2 separate regions of the Homo sapiens genome follow, and region 1 is linked to region 2. Evidence: read pairs that join two places in POLR2A ChIA-PET (ENCODE). Cell type or tissue: CD4-positive, alpha-beta T cell. All regions are shown on one strand. Each heading gives the region's core, and the rest is flanking DNA. Links, peaks and the distances in the headings are about the cores only. Region 1 has its middle 55 kb from the start of MATCAP2. Region 2 has its middle 37 kb from the start of EEPD1.

Region 1 (2,909 bases), core at 241-2,740, 200 kb before region 2:
GCCTCCGTGGCCACTTGGCCCTCTCCCTGTTTGTTTCTGTTTTTTCTTCTTCTTATATGAATACTAAGTCATATAGGATGAAGGGCTCACTCTACTCCAGTAGGACCTTATCTTAATTGTGTCTGCAATGACCCTATTTGCAAATAAAGTCACAGTCTAAAGTACTAGGGGTTAGGATTTTAATATAAATTTTGAGGGGACACATTTCAGCCCATAAGAAAAGGTAACAGCCTCCCTGCTCTTAAAACATCATCATGATCAATCATCACCATCGTCATCATCATCATCATCATCATCGGGACTGTCATCTTCAGGTAAGCTTCCCTCTACTTCTCTACATGTGCAGTCTGGCTGGGAGGCAGGCCTGACAGCCGAGGCACTCCACGGTTTGATGTGTGTTCTCATAGAGGAATGTCCCACCCTTGACGGGAGCACAGCAGACCCATCATGGAAGGCTCTGGAAGGGCAGGTTTCCCCACCCGCTCCCAACTGCCTGGGCAGTTGACCTATAGGCACCCTAGTTCAACTTGTCCAAAACGGGGATTAGCATCTTCTCCCCAAACCTGGCTCTTTTCCTGAATTTTTCTTTTTTCTTTTTTTTTAAACCTAACAAAGATCAACTTCTTAGAAACCTGAAGCTGGTCAGGGTGGAGGCAGAACTCGAACCCATGTCCTTGTGACACTCAACAGTGTCCCAATAGCCCACCTCTGCACTTGCTTTCCAGCCCCTCAGGCCTTTCTCTGAGACTAGTGTGACCAACCTGGCCCCCACCAGCTCTGCTAACACCTTAGCCGAAGGACCGCACAATAATATGCCGGCAACGAGAGCCATCCCCCATCCCTGCCCCGATACCTGCGCCGCTCCCGGCACTGCGGATGCAGGCCCCCTCCTCTACCTGTTCCTACTCCCACACAAGCCTGCAATGCTCCCCAGCGCCGCAGAACCACCTCAACATCCTTAGCCTGCCTTGGAAGAGCTGGCCTGTGGCTCCCGTCAGTCTCCTCTCCATATCTCGTCCTAAGCTCTTGCCAGGAGCAGCCACATCACTGCTGTCCTCCCTCCACACCCCGGCCCTCCTGGTCCCCTCTTCCGGGGATGCCATCTGCTACTCACCCGGTCAGGTCCCCGCTCAAGGGGACCTCTCCCAGGAAGACTCCTCAGACTCGCCTCCAGCTGAGCAGGTTCTCCCTCCTTCCTCAGGTTCACACAACACTCTTTATCTCCGCTGCAAACGTTTTTCTGCATTTATTCTTAATTGTGAGCCTCCCTCTAAACTGTTAAAAGCCAGGCCACAGGTGTCGGAGCTGAGCTGGAATCCTGACTTTGTTGCCTCCTGGCGGCGAGGCCCAGGTACTGGTTACTTATCTTCTGAGTTTCGGTTTTCTTTTCTGCACCATGGGGCTGAGGTGAGGTTTAAGGCGCCTTGCCAGGTGTGTGGTGCTGACAAGGCTGGCAGCGAGCACCTGTTCACTTCGGTGCCCTCCCTTCTTCCCCTAAGGAATACCTCCCCACCTCTTTTCCATCTGCTGGACGCCCCGCCCTCAAATATGGGTTCTTGTAGACCTTGTGGGTAGTGCTGGGCTCTTCTCTGACAGAGACAAACATCTCTGGGGCCTGGCAACTGGGGAAGGGACTGATTGTCAGGCAGGAGGTGGCACTCAGAGGCTGGGCACAGTGGCCCCCACCTGTAATCCCAACACTTTGGGAGGCCAAGATAGGAGAATTGCTTGAGCCCAGGAGGTCCTGACCAGCCTGGGCAACATAGGGAGACCCCATTTCTACAAAAACTGGGGGAAAAAAATAACCTGTGGGGTGGTTGAGTGCCTGTGGTCTCACCAGCTACTTGGGAGGCTGAGGTGGGAGGATTGGTTGAGCCCAGGAGGTCGAGGCTGCAGTAAGCCATGCTTATACCACTTCGCTGCAACCTGGGAAACAGAGTAAGACCCTGTCTCAAAAACAGTGGCACTCGGATGACAGCCCTAGACAGGCAGGAGGGCTCATCGCTGTCCACTTCTGGGCCTCACTCAGAGAGAGGCCTTGTTGTCCAGTTCCACTCAAGGTCCTCCCAGGAGGCAGGGGCTGCTGGCGTCTGCCAGGTGGGGTCAGGCAGGGAGACCACCCATCTACTCCCACAAGCTGAGGATGAGAACATTCCACCTTATAGGCCACATAAAGCTGCTTTCATGATTCCCTGGGGTTGTTTCTTCTTTGCTCTCCTTAAGTCTTGGGTAAAGGCTGGGTTACCTGCTCCAGCTAGGCCTAGCTGTGCTGCGGACAGAAGTGTTGCAGGTGGGAAGGTGAGTGCCCCGTGGCAGCCCTGTGGCCACAGCAGGAAGGAAACTCTGGGCAGAGGGCTGGGCTGGCCTGCTCAGGCCCTCTCAGCTGAGGAGAACCAGCCCCAGGCATCCCCAGCCTGGAGGCTCAGGGTTCAATTTCATTAAGGCGGGGGTGGTAGCCGGGGCAGTGGGCACGGGGCCTCACACCTGTAATCCCAGTACTTCGGGAGGCTGAGGCGGGTGGATCACTTGAGGTCAGGAGTTCAAGACCAGCCTTGTCAACACGGTGAAACCCCGTCTCTACTAAAAATACAAAAATTAGCCAGGCATGGTGATGTGCGCCTGTAATCCCAGCTACTCGGGAGGCTGAGGCAGGAGAATCGCTTGAATGCAGGAGAATTGCTTGAACACAGGAGGCAGAGGTTGCAGTAAGCCAAGATGGCACCACTGCACTTCAGCCTGGGCAACAAGAGGGAAATTCCATCTCAAAAAAAAAATAAAAATTTCATTAAGGTGACCCACGGTTTTCTTACACATGATAGAAGATGGAGGGATGAATTGTTTTGCCTGGCTGTTGGGTGAGGCTTCTCTGAGCCAGGAGAGAGAGAAAGAAGTTTCCCTTTGACCTGGTG
Region 2 (2,909 bases), core at 282-2,781:
TGCTGAGCGATTCCGGCCACTCCCAACAGGACAGTGACACTGAAGCCTCAGCCCCCAACATCATCCATGAAAAGTGGACAACCTTCTTTCTAGGCTCTGTTTCCATTCCTAAGACTGAAACTCTTAGGAAACACTTCGTTTCAAAATTTTAATCATCAGCATTATAAAAAATCTGATCTACAGACCAATCAGTACTTCCTGTTGACAGGAAATAAAGCAGGCACCCAGTGGGTAAAGTAGTTTCCCGAAGTCACACAACTGTTAGTGACAGAGCCAGGACTAAGCCCCAGGCTTTCTTGCCAACATAGTAGTGTTTTTATTAACTAGGGAAGGAAAAGAAACTAACATTTCTGAGGAACTGGTCTGTGCCCTGAATCTCAAATGACCTGGGAAGATTGCTATCACTGACCCCATTTCACAGATGAGGACACTCAGGCTGAGAATCATGTCTTGGTTATTCTTGGTGTCAGGAGAAGTAAAATGTTCCTGCTTCCAAAGCCTTGCTTTCCCTGTCCTGTCCTGTCACTTCCCTTGCCAACGGTTGGGGTTTTTATGGAACAGCACTTGCATTTTAGCCTTTGGTTTTTAAAGCACCAACTCACTCCTCTGACTCATACTTCCTAGGTGCACCTTCTGTGGAATGCAAAGATCAATATGTCCTGTGACTGCTGAGGAGGGGCTCGCAGTCCAGTGGGGCAGGAGACCCAGGGAGCAACTGTGACCCGACTGTGACAGAGAAGCTGGTGTGAGGCAGACAGGGAGCAAGAGGATGTGCAGAGCTAACTCTGTGAGGGGATCAGGGAGGGCTTCTTGGAGGTGGTGGCAGGAGCTGAGGCACACAGGATGAGGAATCACTTATCCGGAGCAGCAGGAGAAGAGCTGGCTTTATCTGGGTGGAAAAATAAAAACTTTGGTTTAAATACAGATGTAATTTTGAGGCCCAAAACAACTAGAATAACAGAAAGACAACCAGTTCTCAGGATAATGGGCAAAAAAAGGGCTTCAGCTTCCCACATTCAACATCATTTTTATTAGAGTTATTTTAACTTATCTTTACCGCTAATGGCCCGCAGCCACCCACTTTCGAGGCAGCTTCCCGGCAACACCAGCTCTCTGATCTAATTTTACCCACAAGAAATTTGAGTTTGGAAGAACATGTGCAGAAGCTTCATTTGGTAGAAGGAGGCTAGAGGGAACCGGCACCCTGGGCCCCTGGAGAGCACACACAGCAGAGGGGCAGATGTCGGGGAGGATTTGACAGTTGCAAAACTGCCTATGGAAGGCCAAGCATCTGAGGGACAGCCTCTAGACTACCACCCATGCTGTGGTTCCCCAGCTCTGGGGAGGATGACATGAGTCTTTGGAATGTGTATTTTATTTTTGTCCTGCCTGGGTTTATAGCCCTAAAATGAGGTCTCTGCCTTCAGAGCAGAAAGGACCAGATAGTCTGATTGACCAGGGGAGGAGCCCTAGCTACTTTCCCCTGGGATGCCACTCTGTAAGTCATGCAAGGGCACCTCCAAGGAAGCCTCTCTGGGTGTCCCTTGTGATAAGCCCCATGTGTCAATGTGTCTGTGCAGAGGGAAGTGTTCACAGCTATACCAAGGGTGCACAGGGGAAGGCACCGCAAGGTTTCTTTATGACTCAGGCCTACAGAGTGGGTGGGAGAGGAGAGAGTACAGATTCCAATATGAATCAGCCATCCCTCCTAGCCTGGCAGGCCGCCAGCCTTTGCAACTCCCTTCTGATGCCAGACTATCTCCCAGCCTGTGCTCCACTGATGCCTGGAGGACTGCTCCTCAGTCATCCACTGTCAACACAAATTGATCTATAGGTTCAGTGCAATCTCAGTCAAAATCTCAGCAAAATCAGAATCTCCTGCTCTGCAAAAGACAGTAAGCGAATGAGAAGGCAAATCACAGATTGTGAGAAACTATTTGCAAAAAACATGTCTGATAAAGGACAGCTATCCAAACTAAATGGAGAACTCTTAAACTTCAACAATACAAAAACAAGCAACCCAACTGAAAAATAGGCAAAAGATCTGAATAGACACCTCACCAAAGAAAATACACAGGTGGTGATACACTTTGGATGTGTTTCTACCCAAATCTCATGTTGAAATGTAATCCCCAACGTTGGATGTAGGGCCTGGTGGGAGGTGATGGGATCCTGGGGGTGAATTTCTCATGATGGTTTAGCAGCATCCTCTTGGTACTGTCCTCGCCACAGTGAGTGAGTTCTCAGGAGCTCTGGTTGTTTAAAAGTGTGTAGCACCTTCCCCTTTTTCTCTCTTGCTCCTGCTCTAGCCGTGGGATGTGCCTGTGCCCCCTTTGCCTTCCACCATGATTCTAAGTTTCCTGAGGCCTCCCCAGAACAAACTGTTTCTTAACATATAATTCAGCAATCATGTGCCTTGATATTTACCCAAATGAGTTGAAAACTATATGCATACAAAAACATATACATAGATGTTTATTGCAGCTTTATTCGTAATTGCCAAAAATTGGAAGCAACCAAGATGTCCTTCAATAGGTGAATGGATAAACATTTTTATATAGTATCTTGATGCCATTTAGGCTATGATTTCATTTTGAGACCAATCATTCAGAGCTGTTGCTTTTTTAATTTTCCCAAATTTTATTGAGAGAAGCCAAGCAGATGCCAACATCATGCTTCCTGTACAGCCTGTACAACCATGAGCCAATTTAACCTCTTTTCTTTATAAATTACCCAGTCTCAGGTATTTCTTTACAACAATGTGAGACTGGACTAATACAGATGGCAAGTAAGCACATGTAAAGATGCTCGACATCACATGTCATCAGGAAAATGCAAATTAAAAGAACAATGAGGTACCTCTACACACCTATTAGAATGGCCAAAATGCAGAACACTGATGATAGCAA

Evidence for each region. Peaks named below come from ENCODE experiments on the same cell type or tissue, not always from the same donor. Only the 100,000 strongest peaks of a DNase experiment are listed, where the experiment ranks them.
Region 1: POLR2A ChIA-PET joins it to region 2 with 6 read pairs; 2 of 35 experiments call an interaction of 5 or more read pairs at or near these places.

The regions. Positions count from the first base shown.
Region 1 is chr7:36,311,181-36,314,089 of GRCh38, reverse strand. No RefSeq gene overlaps it. Among named protein-coding and RNA genes, the nearest start is that of MATCAP2, 55 kb to the left of the region's middle. RefSeq lists an enhancer at 2,041-2,558. In CD4-positive, alpha-beta T cell, for the core only: no CTCF peak of the experiment used is centred there; a DNase peak (open chromatin) is centred at 1,359.
Region 2 is chr7:36,114,448-36,117,356 of GRCh38, reverse strand. No RefSeq gene overlaps it. Among named protein-coding and RNA genes, the nearest start is that of EEPD1, 37 kb to the left of the region's middle. In CD4-positive, alpha-beta T cell, for the core only: no CTCF peak of the experiment used is centred there; a DNase peak (open chromatin) is centred at 1,636; H3K27ac peaks cover 510 bases.